Regions from separate parts of the Homo sapiens genome. Here region 2 is linked to region 1. Evidence: read pairs that join two places in POLR2A ChIA-PET (ENCODE). Cell type or tissue: GM12878. All regions are shown on one strand. Each heading gives the region's core, and the rest is flanking DNA. Links, peaks and the distances in the headings are about the cores only. Region 1 overlaps USP9X (ubiquitin specific peptidase 9 X-linked). Region 2 overlaps USP9X (ubiquitin specific peptidase 9 X-linked).

Evidence for each region. Peaks named below come from ENCODE experiments on the same cell type or tissue, not always from the same donor. Only the 100,000 strongest peaks of a DNase experiment are listed, where the experiment ranks them.
Region 2: POLR2A ChIA-PET joins it to region 1 with 5 read pairs; 3 of 35 experiments call an interaction of 5 or more read pairs at or near these places.

What each region holds. Positions count from the first base shown.
Region 1 is chrX:41,117,180-41,123,859 of GRCh38, forward strand. USP9X (ubiquitin specific peptidase 9 X-linked) reads left to right here. Exons shown (of 45, transcript NM_001039591.3): 2 at 6,292-6,545. The coding sequence starts at 6,450. Among named protein-coding and RNA genes, the nearest start is that of USP9X, 35 kb to the left of the region's middle. In GM12878, for the core only: no CTCF peak of the experiment used is centred there; DNase peaks (open chromatin) are centred at 2,810 and 2,969; H3K4me3 peaks cover 3,228 bases; H3K27ac peaks cover 4,432 bases.
Region 2 is chrX:41,234,448-41,241,127 of GRCh38, forward strand. USP9X (ubiquitin specific peptidase 9 X-linked) reads left to right here. Exons shown (of 45, transcript NM_001039591.3): 45 at 1-2,132. Among named protein-coding and RNA genes, the nearest start is that of LINC02601, 38 kb to the right of the region's middle. In GM12878, for the core only: no CTCF peak of the experiment used is centred there; DNase peaks (open chromatin) are centred at 656 and 2,374; H3K27ac peaks cover 2,714 bases.

The DNA.
Region 1 (6,680 bases), core at 526-5,525:
TGTCCTGTCATAAGCAGAAGATGATTTAGTTCTGTGGTCTTAGAGAAAGGTGTTTTGAGAGAGGAGTTTCACACTGCCGCTTTTCCCATTTATCTTAGTTATTTTGTTTAAAGGGATAGTCCCTTAGTTATCCACATGATACTTTTGTCTAGAATAATTTATACCATGACTTTTGCCAGATATTTCTGATTTGTGTATAGATGGTTACTGAATTCATATAGATGGAAGGATATTGTGCATAAAAATATGAGAATATAATTTTGAGGTATTTTAGCTCAAATGATCTCCAAATGCTAAAAGAACTGCAAGGTAAGGGAACAGTGAGTACTCTATATATACAATTTTACTGTGGGAAAATATACATAAAATTTACCATTCTAACCTTTTTTTTTTCTTCTTCTTTTTTTTTTTTTTTTGAGACGGAGTTTTGCTCTGTTGCCCAGGCTGGAGTGCAGTGGTGCGACCTCGGCTCACTGCAAGCTCTGCCTCCTGGGTTCACGCCATTCTCCTGCCTCAGCCTCCCGAGTAGCTGGGACTACAGGCGCCCGCTATTGTATGTTTATTAGAGGTGGGGTTTCACCGTGTTAGCCAGGATGGTCTCAATCTCCTGACCTCGTGATCCGCACACCTTGGCCTCCAGAAGTGCTGAGATTACAGGCATGAGCCACCACGCCCGGCCCTTTTTTCTTCTTTTTTGAGACGGAGTCTCACTCTGTCATCCAGGCTGGAGTTCAGTGGCACCACCTCGGCTCACTGCAACCTCTGCCTTCCGGATTCAAGCGATTCTCCTGCCACAGCCTTCCGAGTAGCTGGGATTACAGGTGTGCGCCACCACGCCCAGCTAATTTTTGTATTTTTAGCAGAGACAAGTTTCACCATGTTGGTCAGGCTGGTCTTGAACTCCTGATTTCAGGTGATCCACCTGCCTCAGCCTCCCAAAGTGCTGGGATTACAGGCGTGAAACACCGTGCTCGGCTGATTTTAACCATTTTTAAGTTTGCAGTTCAGTGGCATTAAGTACATTCACATTGTGGGATGCTTACCATCATCCATTTCCAGAACTTCTCTTCTTTCCAAACTGAAGCGCTGTACCCCTTAAGCAATAACTCCCCATCCCCCCAGCCCCTGGCAACCATCATTCTACTTTCTGTTTCTGCAAGCGTGACTAATCTGGGTACCCGTGTACTTGGAATTATGCAGTATTGTTCTTTTGTGAATGACTTATTTCACTTAGCATGATGTCCTCAAGGTTCACCCATATCGTAGCACCTGTCAGAATTTCCTTTCTTTTTAAAAAATACTAAATAATCCACTGAACATAGGTACCACATTTTGTTCGTCCTTGTATTGCTTCCTGGAAAGACTTTTAAAAGAGACACAGTATTGGCTTAGTAGACAAGGTGATCTCCCTGGCCCCCTACTTGCCCCACACTTGGGAATATATAGTCGCTAACCTCATCACTCTCAGGAGGAGATGGTAGGGAGTGGAGGTTGTATTTATTTTCGGGAAAAAAAACAGACTCCCAGGTGGTGCTGATGAATCCATCTCTTCCTACCCTTTTGTGAATAGTTGAATCTGTGTTCAAGATTCCCAAGTTTTGCCTGAATTCTAGACGTGTAGAGCCAACTCTCTAGTGGTTTTCACCTCAGTTTCAATGTTAAGAACTGTACGAACTGCCACTCTACCCCTTTCCTTGGAAGAGAAGTGGACGGGAAACCTGGAGTCCAGGATTATATAAGCCAAGGAAGCTCAGAGTTTCAAGAAGGGAGAGGTGGTCAGTGTCTAATGATGAGAAGAGGGCAAACAGGATGAATATTGAGAAGCAGTTATTTGATTTGTCAGTAAGTAGAACATTGATCTGTGGACCTTCTTCTCATGCGTCCCCTAATGCACATACTCAAAAGCTTTGTATGTAATTTTTAGGGGAATTAATCTTGAAGCCCATCCCTACGTCTCGATTAAGACCTTCTGGCTTAAAGCAGTTTTAGTTTTAGTAGCTTTGGATGGAGCCAGGTGATGAGAGAGAATGGACAAAGTGGAAGGTGAGATGGGCGGGGCATGGTGGCTCACATCTGTAATCCTAGCACTTTGGGAGGCCAGGGAGGAGAATTGCTTGAGCCCAGGATCTCGTGACCAGCCTGGGTCTCAAAACAACAACAACAAAAAACCCAAAATTTACAACTTACCTACTTTGTCTTCATCACATTTATTTAAAAAGAAAGAGAAGGGGGAAATGGAGACAGTCTTACGACTTGTGGGAAAAGGGAAGGGCAGACACTGGTGATTTTCAGTAGGGAAGATTCAAGCACAGGCTGGGAAAAGATTGATTGGGGATGATGATGATTGGAGCATCATCCCTTGGAGAGGGTATACAATGGGATCATGACCCCAAGCTGAGGGACAAGAAAAAGAAGAAACTGGAGCAGATTTGAAGTAGACAAGAATAAAGTTGAATTGGTTAGCTAATATTTTGAGTGCCAAGAAAATAATTATTCACATATTAGCCAGGTGTGGCAGCACGAGCCTGTAGTCCCAGCTACTCGGGAGGCTGAGGCAGGAGAATTGCTTGAACCCGGGAGGCGGAGGTTGCGGTGAGCCAAGATTGCGCCACTGCACTCCAGCCTGGGTGACAGAGCGAGACTCCGTCTCAAAAAAGAAAATAATCATTCACATAATTTGTCAGCAGACCCAAAGTGGCTAAGGAAAATGATATGCAAGTTTCTCAAGGTTTTGAAAATTGTCTGCTTCACGTAACACTCTTTGTAATTTAGGGTGTATAAAATGGATAACAAAAGCGAAAGAGGGACTGCTTAAATCAGACTTTTTCATTTTTTTTTTCCACTTTATGTATTTAAAGAGCTTCTATGTCTTTAGACTCACCAGTACTTGATAGTATCAGTCTTAAAACTTTGTTTTGCTTCGCCAGTTTGATCAGTGGAACAAATTTTGGTTTTGTAATTTGCATTTTCGCAATTACTAATGAGGTTGAGAGGCAGGCTAGTGTAGCATTTAAGAGCTATGGACTCCCTGGGTTGGAATCCCATTTTGCCACTTAGTACTTACTGATACGGTAATTTACTTTTGCTCTCTGTGCCTCCCTTTCCTTACCTGTAAAGAGGGATGATACTAGTTCCTACTGTATACATTTGTAAGGATTACGGTGCTACAAACAGTGCCTAACATGCGAAAAGCTCTATTTTAAAATTATGTCTTATTTCATGTATTTATTAGTCACTTCTATTTCTTTTTGAGAAGTCTATCTTCATATCTGTTTTTCTACTTCTCCCTGAAGCTTCTGAATTTTGCCTAGAGGAGGACATATCTTTTTTGTGTGTGTGACAGAGTCTCGCTCTGTTGCCCAGGCTGCAGTACAGTGGTGCCATCTCGGCTCACTGCAAGCTCTGCCTCCCAGGTTCACGCCATTCTCCTGCCTCAGCCTCTCCAGGTAGCTGGGACTACAGGTGCCCGCCACCACGCCCGGCTAATTTTTTGTATTTTTAGTAGAGACGGGGTTTCGCCATGTTAGCCAGGATGGTCTTGATCTCCTGACCTCATGATCCGCCCGCCTCAGCCTCCCAAAGTGCTGGGATTACAAGCGTGAGCTACCGCGCCCAGCCAACATATCTTAACAAATCAGTTTTTGTGTGTGCTTTAGTCAAGTTTTTTTTTTTTTTTTGAGACAGGGTCTCGCTGTGTTGCCCAGGCTGGAGTGCAGTGGCCCCATTTCATCTCACTGCTACCTCCGCTTCCTGGGTTCAAGTGATTCTCCTGACTCAGCCTCCTCAGTAGCTGGGACTACAGGGGTGAGCCACCATGCCTGGCTAATTTTTTTTTTTTTTGTATTTTTAGTAGAGATGGGGTGTCACCACGTTGGCCAGGCTGGTTTTGAACTCCTGACCTCAAGTGATTCGCTTGCCTTTGGCCTCCCAAAGTGCTAGAATTACAGGCGTGAGCCACTGCGCCTGATTTTAAACATATTCCTCTAGCACTTTCTATAGTTGTTTACATTTTCCTCATTAATCTGCCTGTAATTTGTGTGTATGTCAGGTGGTGGCAGGGGTTAAAATGTACGTCAACTTTTTTTTGACAATGATAGAGAACTTGAAGAGGAAGAAGTCTTAGAGTCAGATGTGAATTAGAGTCCGCTCTGCATAACTTAGGCAAGCCCCTGCTGTCTCTTATTTTTGACTCTGTAAAATGGAGATAATACTCAATTTCTGTGCTGCATAGACTGGGTATGAGAATCAAGTGAGTTGTGGCAGAGCACTTCGAAACTTCCTGCAGTGGCTTGGTAACCTAAGTGGTGAAAAATACTTGGGTATTAATATTACAGAAGCAAGCCCCCAGGTAAGTTTTATATACCATGGTATACATTTGGTTTTGAATGTCTTAAGCCAGGTCATAATTAGAAAACTTAGAAATGAAACTTTGCAATGCTTGTGGGAAGTCTCTCTCAATCTCTTGAGAGCCAGTGAGTTAGAACCAATCAGTTAAGTTTCTCTATCTGGTGGCACCTTAGAGTCATTCACTGGGGGAGATTTTTTGCAAAGTTCTGATGCCTAGGCCTTACTCCCAGATACTGTAATTTATTTCATCTGGAGAGGAACCTGGGCATCAGTGTTTTAAACAAAATCACTTCAGGTGATTTTATTGTGTAGCTGAAGAGGGCTACTGATCTAATGAATATAGAATTGAGGATTTGGTAGCATTCTCCTGTACTTGTTTGCTGGTCAGTTTGTAAAGAAGAGTTCCCTGTTCTTAAACAGTTGTGGCCTTGTAACCCTGTTATGGCTCTAGGAGTGGCTGGAGCCAAAACCTTGCCAAAGTAGAGAGCTGAGATCATCTGACAAATTCAGTTGTATTGGAGTATTATGTAGTTTGAACCCTCTTAAAATTTTACCAGAGGTTTTTGGGGGGTTTTCAGGGTTTTTTGTTTGTAGGGGGTGGAGAGAGCGGGGATCTTAACAGAAATTTGTTCTCTCACAATTCTGAAGGCCAGAAGTCCAATATCAATGTGTTGGTAGGTTTGGTTTCTTCTCTGGCTTGCAGGTGGCCACCTTTTTGCTGCATCTTTACGTGGTCTTTACTCTGTATGCGTGCACCCCTGATGTTTCTCTCCAAAGCGTCAAAGTTTATGTTAAAAGTACTTAGAAGCTAGTTTAAAAAACCATTTATAATGCCCTAGTATCAGTGATAAACGTTAGTTGTGCGGCCTGCCTTGAAATGTTTTAAAAAATCACTTTGTACTTTGTCTAAGTACACATGTTACTGAAACAGGAGAGTTCCCTGACGCCCTCACAGGATGTGTGACAGGGGTGTGGCTCATTTATTCCTCTTATGGGAAGGGGAGCACACAGGTGAGCAGGTACAGGAGCCAGGGTGAGCGCTTTTGGGCTCCGGCCCCACAGCAGTGTCTAGGAGTGTTACAATGCTCCTTTAGCCCTGCTGTCCCAGCATAAGTGTTAAACAGCTCAGAGAAGAGTCAGTGTGACAGCCTTTTTGGGTTTCTGCATTTAGGGCATCCCGAGTTCTTTTCCTGTGTCTGGGAAGAATCAGGTCACAGGGACTTGAAGGATGGTGAATGTGGGGATGTTATTGAGTGGTGGAGGTGGCTGTCAGTGGGATGGGGAGCTGGAGAGGGGATGGAGTGGGAAGATGATCTTCTCCTGGAGTTCGGCTATCTCACAGCCAATCTCCAACGGCCCCCAGCTTGAACCTCCTCTCCACCTTTAGACACTTCCTCTCTTCTCTCCTTCTCTGCTGTGCTTCTCTGCCACTCTTCTGCTTTTGGAGCCTGGGGCTTGGGGTTTATATGGGCACGGGATAGGGGTGCGTGGCAGGCCAAAAGGGAACACTTGGGCGTGAAAACAGGAATGCCTGTTCTCATTTAGGGCTGCAGGTCCAGGCTTGAGCCCTCACCAGGGACCCCACCCTCATACCTCTTGTCCTTATTCTTACAGTGTAATGAATGCATCAGCAAATTGAAAACAGATAGTTTTTGCCGTTTCTTAATTTAATTAAAATGACAGTTAAGTACTTTGATATATTGCCTTTGGAGTCATTTCCAGGAGGCTATATTTGTTTGTTTTCTTGGTATAATGGCCAGTGTACCAATGATCAGTTTTAAGTTAAATGTAGTATTAATGAAACTTCAGCTTTTTACTTTCTCTTCTTGTTTGTATAGCCCCTTTTTCCTGATTAGATTCACTGGTGATACTAAATTCGAACAGTTCCATAATTCATGTTTTTTATATCTAAAACCAATTACTTTTTCCCCTTTCTATTTGTAGGTTATGCAATGGTCTCTGCAAGATGGTTTATTCTTGAATTGGACCTTTTTAAGACTGACAAATGCTGGTACTTCATCTTCTATAAGTGGACTATAATTTCTTTTCTCAAGACAACTACATAAGCAGACAAAATTGCAAAGATCTGCCCTGTGTCGAGTATGACAGCCACGACTCGTGGCTCTCCGGTCGGAGGGAATGACAACCAGGGCCAGGCTCCTGATGGACAGTCTCAGCCCCCCCTCCAACAGAATCAGGTAGGATGTTGAAGATACTAGTTAAAGCTACAGTGGGGCTGGACTCAGTGGTTCACATCTGTAATCGCAGCACTTTGGGAGGTTGAGGCAGGCAGATCACTTGAGGTCAAGAGTTTGAGACCAGCCTGGTCAACA
Region 2 (6,680 bases), core at 1-5,000, 120 kb after region 1:
ATAGTCAACCTGTGCTTCTAGGTGTTCCTGTAGGACATTTTGACACCGATACTTTGAGTGAAAGTCACACACGGTGTTTGCAATTCCAACTGATTTTTGTTTTGTTTTTATTTTTTTGTTGTTTTCTTCTTTGAGATGGAGTCTTGCTCTGTCACCCAGGCTGGAGTGCAGTGGCACAATCTTGGCTCACTGCAACGTCGCCTCCTGGGTTCAAGCGATTCTTCCGCCTCAGCCTCCCGAGTAGCTGGGATTAGAGGTGCCCACCACCACGCCCAGCTAATTTTTGTATTTTTGTAGAGACAGGGTTTCACCACGTTGGCCAGGCTGGTCTTGAACTCCTGACCTCAGGTGATCTGGCCGCCTCGGCCTCCCAAAGTGCTGGGATTGCAGGTGTGAGCCACCGCGCCTGGCCCCAGTTGATAGTTTTTTTAATTTAAAAGTTCCTCAATTCCAAGCTCTTTAAACGAGTGAAATAGGTTAACTTTATTTGGATGAGTTAGGTGTACCATCTCACCATCTGAGAGGAGATTTATATATTTCCTGCTGCTCCTTAACAAAATATGTAATGTACTTAAAAACTTTAACGACTTCCTAGTTGAGAGAAAACTTGACATATAAAAGGCTGTGAATTTTTCTGCTTGGAGGAAGAGCCCAACCTTGGTTGCTTTGAAGTTACAAGCCCCCTTGTGCCAGGTGAGGGGCTTGTGAGTCATTTTTGTCTCCATTTGAGGAAGAGTGGTATTCGTTGTGACTAGGAGCAAGGGAAAGTGGAGTTATTTTTGTTTGTGCAAATTATTTTCTATATTTAACTCAAGCATTAATGTATAACCAGAAATTTAAAGATGCATGTTGTTGCAAGAGCAACATAATGGTGATTTTGAGGTCTTTTTCTGAACACAAGTGGCACATTTTAAATTTCAAGTCTTCAAAGTGCCTAAGGATTATTTAGTTCTCCCTCAACTGATTTTTTGAGCCATATATTTCCTATTTTAAATGTTTGCGGAATCGCCAGTCTTCCTTTGAAAGAAACAGCCCCCAGAATTCTAAATGACACGATTATAGAAGACAGTAGAATGTGTTACCATAAAGACTGAAGATATTTTAGTTGTAAAACCATGTGAACAAGGGCTTTTGCCCTATTGTATCTAAGTATTTCAGTGCACAACTTGTTAAACCATGTTGCTGCTGTTTCTAAGCCCTCCACCAACTGAACTTTCATGTTTAGCATTGTAGAGGCAGAAATAACATACTAGGTTTTTTTTTTCTTTCATTGATTTTTCTCCTGGTGATAATTTCCCAGCCTTGTGTCTTTTAGCTGTTGTGTATACAAATTTAGAATTAAAATGTTTTCTATTTTTTTCATGATTAACTTAGTGAATAACTTAAATCCTTAATCCTCGTAGTGGTTAGAAAGATGAGGAGACTTTTTTGACTTACATTTGTAAATGAAAACAAGTCTGTGAATATTCAGATGACTACTTCGAAGTAATTCAGTTTTTTTATTAGTATTTTTCCAGCTTATGTTTTCCCATGAGCTATTTTACTTTGCTGAATTTTGTGGGTAATTTGGTGGATATATCCTGCCTTATTTAGGATTATAGCTGGATAAGAAAATTGCCTTTTCATTGTAAGTGCCCAGTTTTGGTCTCTAGTTTGAAGGTACTACATACTGCCGATAAAGGAAAACACTCCCCTACACCCCAGTTTTTGTGTTACCAAGAAAAAAAAAACAGTATTGGTTTCATAGTAGGACTCAACCAGAATTGGTCCTACATATATGTGAGTGTTCAGTTTTTGCAAATAAGGTTTTTGAGTGTGATAAAACACTACAGAAGTGCTAAGTGTATTGAGAATTTGCTGCTGATTGTATTTATAACAATTACTTGACGTTTGCAGAAATTTAGCACTTTCCCTCCAAATTTATAGGTGTAAGAGAAGCGGGGGCAAGGTGCACCACATTTTAAAACTGCAAATGTGTGAAAATTTATTTAGAGATTCAGATTCCTAAAAGGAAATTTCACCACCCAAGTCATGCACTTCTTAGCCTTTTACAAGCCAACAGACTGACATGAAGATTGTTCACAGTTCCTAAGATTTAGCACATATACAAAAATAAAACTTTATAAATTCAATTTCGGTTTTCCCTTTATTTATTAATACAAGATTTCTAAACAAGGTAGATGTGTAATAGAGCTGAAGGGAATTTTTTAAAGGGAAATGTTTATGAGGAATTCAGCCATCATTGTGTATATCCAAAGTGGATTCACACCTAAGGACCTCAAAGAAATGAGTTGTGATCTAATTGCAGACTTTAGAGTTAAAACTAAGATTCAGCAAACTGTGGTGTTTCAGTTCTCTTAAACTGGAAATAAAGCAGACCACATGTTTTGAGGGGAGCCACAGAAGTGAAAGTTAACTCTCTAGCAAGTTCCATCTGCTGTTTTTTAGTGTCTAGAAATAGCTCTTTGTTGTCATGTCCCAGGGAAATTAAGATTTCCTCAGAAACCTGGAGGTGCTTTCCTAAAGTTGGGTTACTTCAAGAACTGCTAAAAGACAAATCTCAGATTTTCACTGGATTTAATTTCACTGATTTTTTTAAATAGAAAACTAATATTTAACTTTTCTGCAATTTGGAAAACTCCCTCCAGTTGGATTAGACTGTATTTTAAGTATTTTTAGCTACATGAGTACATCTAACTGAAAATCTACATCACCACCAATATTTTGAATTGTTTCTTGTAATCTGGTAACTTAGAGATAGGCAAAAAGTTGACATCTTTATTTTTATCTGTACCTGAAAGTTTAGATACTCTTACTAAAGTTGGGGTTACATAAAACGTTTCAGTAACTTTAGGGAGGTAAAATCTCAAGAGAAATTTCTTAAATTACACCAAAAAACTTTCCTAAATAGAACACGTTTCAGAGCCATTTAAATAAAGGTTGATTATTTTAAGGTCATTCTATTTAAATGGTCAAAACTCAAGAGTAAAATAGGAATCATTTTAGCCATCTGAGAAAACAAGTCTCATTCTGATCCATTAACATTAGACAATATACTGCATTTCAACAAATCCAAGATGCCATTGGTTACAAGGCGCCTCAGCAAGCAAAATCACTGACTTTCATGGATATTAAAACGTGGGGTATCCCATCTGGTAGTAATCCTTGTCATGACAAACGTCTTTTCACATCTGGAAATAGGTTTTTGTAGTGGGCTTTTCTCACATTGCTTTTTTTTCCATTAGTGGAACTTAGAAACCCTATTTTTATGTGTAATTGCTAACAAAGCTGGCCAATTTACAAGTTTATGAAGAAATGGCTTGATGGAACTGAACCTTTGAGGAGTCACCGAATTATTAATGAAGTGCCCTGTGTAAGCGGTCTTCTTGAGATAGTTTTGTGTCGTAGCTTCTGGTTTTCACATGCATTATAGTTAAGACACCAAGTGGACTTTCTTGCTCTGCCAGTATGGTTCAGCTGCCCTGGACTAGTCTCTGCCTGTCAAAGCACTCCCTATGTTAGAAAATGAGTATAGAGGCCAGGCGTGGTGGCTCACGCCTGTAATCCCACCAGTTGGAAAGGCCGAAGCGGGTGGATCACCTGAGGTCGGGAGTTCGAGACCAGCCTGGCCAACATTGTGAAACCCTGTCTCTACTAAAAATACAAAAATTAGCTGGGTGTGGTGGCGCACGCCTGTAATCCCAGCTACTCAGGAGGCTGAGGCACGAGAGTAACTTGAACCAGAGGCAGAGGTTGCAGTGAGCCGAGATGGGGCCACTGCACTGTAGCCTGGGCGACGGAGTGAAACTCTCAAAAAAAAAAGAAACTGGCTTCTGTAGCCTTCCCAGCACTAGCCAAACTCCTCAAAGGTAAGCAAGTGGGGGCCACCTTGCAAGATAGTAAGAATTGTGTTCATTTTCTATTTATATTCAACCCTATAGATGTGTTTAAAAAACAAAATATTCCAAATAGGTACTTTGGGTATTGGAACATTTTTTTCCATGGAGTCCTTTTTAGCAATTCAGTTGCATCAGGAATAGAAATGTATTCTTAACAGTGTTGCTGCTGTGTCTCTTAAATCACTTGCCATTAATTATCTTATGTTCTCATCTAATTCTTCCCCCACCCATTAAAACATTGGTACACCTTTGGAGTTCAGAAGTAAGGATGATTTTGGCTGGGTCTTAATTCCCATGCTGCTGGGACCAGAGAGAAGAAAGGATATGCTTCATGGAGGTTCAGAATTGCATTCCCTTCTGACCCACCAACTACTGCCTGCACGATAGCTGTTAACAAGAGGAAGCATTTGCAGGATGTCAAGGAAATGAGTCAACATTTAGGGCACATGGTATGTTGAGGGAAAGTCCTTCAGAATCCATTTTCCTCAGGTGTCTATATGTTTAGGATGTGGCCCTTATTTCTTGATGTAAACTAGTGTTTTCTGCTGGGTGATTAAGGAAACAACTTTTTCAGGCTGTGTTTAAAATCAGTCAGAAACCTAGATGGGACTGCTTAAATTTGGTAAGTTAGTACCATTAAGTTGGGTTTTTGTTTTGTTTTGTTTTGTTTTTGAGACAAAGTCTAGCTCTGTCAGCAGTGGCGCAATCTCGGCTCAGTGCAAGCTCCACCTCCCAGGGTCACGCCATTCTCCTGCCTCAGCCTCCCGAGTAGCTGGGACTACGGGCACCCGCCAACGTGCCCAGCTAATGTTTTTGTGTTTTTAGTAGAGACGGGGGGTTTCACTGTGTTAGCCAGGATGGTCTCGATCTCCCGACCTTGTGATCTGCCCACCTCGGCCTCCCAAAGTGCTGGGATTACAGGCGTGAGCCACCGCGCCCGGCTAAGTTGGTTTTAAATAAGCTCTTAGGTTGTAGTTAGCCTTTTCTATTGCTCCAAGATTGGATTTTTTAGTTTTCATTTTATTTTATTATTTGTTTTTTGAGACGGAGCCTCGCTCTGTCGCCCAGGCTGGAGTGCAGTGGCGTGATCTCAGCGCACTGCAACCTCCACATCCTGGGTTCAAGAGATTCTCCTGCCTCAGCCTCCCGAGTAGCTGGGATTACAGGCGTGTGCCACCATGCCCGGCTAATTTTTGTATTTTTAGTAGAGACAGGGTTTCGCCATGTTGGCCAGGCTGGTCTCGAACTCCTGACCTCAGGTGATCTGCCCACCTTATCCTCTCAAAGTGCTGCGATTAGAGGCGTGAGCCACTGCACCCAATCCAAGATCAGAATTTTTATCTAACAGAAAAACAAAAAACAAAAATTCAGACTTGCACTAAAATGGTAGCAGGTTTGCCTTACTAATGGCCACTGAAGCTTGGTTTAATAACTTAGTAACGTTAAGTGCTAGATAAACTGGATGTTGGGTTGTTGTTTAGCACTTATCAGCACAGCGTTAGACACTGATATTAGCAGGCCTGGCGCGGTGGCTCACGTCTATAATCCCAACACTTTGGGAGGCCGAGGCGGGTGGATCACCTGAGATCAGGAGTTCTAGACCAGCCTGATCAACATGGTGAAACCGGGTCTCTACTAAAAATACAAAAATAATTAGCCGGGCATGGTGGCGGGCACCTCTAATCCCAGTTACTCTGGAGGCTGAGGCAGGAGAATTGCTTGAACCGGGGAGGCGGAGGTTGCAGTGGGCCGAGATGGCGCCGTTGCACTTCAGCCTGGGCAACAAGAGCAAAGTTCCATCTCAAAAGAAAAAAAAAAAAAGGAAGAAAGTCCATAAACCCCACCCATGTTCAAGGGGAGGGGCATCTCACATTGGCCGGGCACGGTGGCTCACGCCTGTAATCCCAGCACTTTGGGAGGCCGAGGCGGGCGGATTACCTGAGGTCAGGAGTTCGAGACCAGCCTGACTAACATGGAGAAACCCCATCTCTACTAAAAATACAAAATTAGCCGGGTGTGGTGGTGCATGCCTGCAATCCCAGCTACTCGGGAGGCTGAAGCAGGAGAATCGCTTGAACCCGGGAGGCGGAGGTTGCAGTGAGCCATTGCACTCCAGCCTGGGCAATGAGAGCGAAACTCTGTCTCAAAAAAAGAAAAAAAGAAAAAAAAAGAAATGGCTACAGGATGTCCCTCTCATTCTGTGTTTTTGTCTCTAGAAAAGGATGATAAAGTAACCAAGAGTGACACTTATATTATCAGGTGCTTTTGAGGAGTAATAATTTATCAATATGCAATCCACATTTAGGCTTTTAACTGCTGTTCCGCTATGCTGAAGTGCAATGGGCAATACTCATCACAAAAGCAGCTTAGAGCTGTAAACAAAAAAGAGGAATTACTTTTAGGGAAGCTGGTTTAACTGTACAAATTTAAAGTCAAGAATTAACTTAAGATTTAAGGCTAGAACTAAAAGAAAGCATATATAACGTCATACCTGAATCTCCTACTAAATTCTGAAGTTTGGCATTAGGTTGGTTTGAAAACAGTTGTTAAAACGTGGCCTTCTGGCCTGGCGCAGTGGCTCACGCCTGTGATTCCAACACTTTGGGAGGCCGAGGCAGGCGGATCACTGGAAGTCAGGAGATTGTAACCAGCCTGGCCAACATGGTGAAACCCCATCTCTACTAAAAAATACAAAAATTAGCCGGGCATGGTGGCAGGCACCTGTAATCCCAGCTACTTGGGAGGCTGAGGCAGGAGAATCGCTTGAACCCGGGAGGTGGA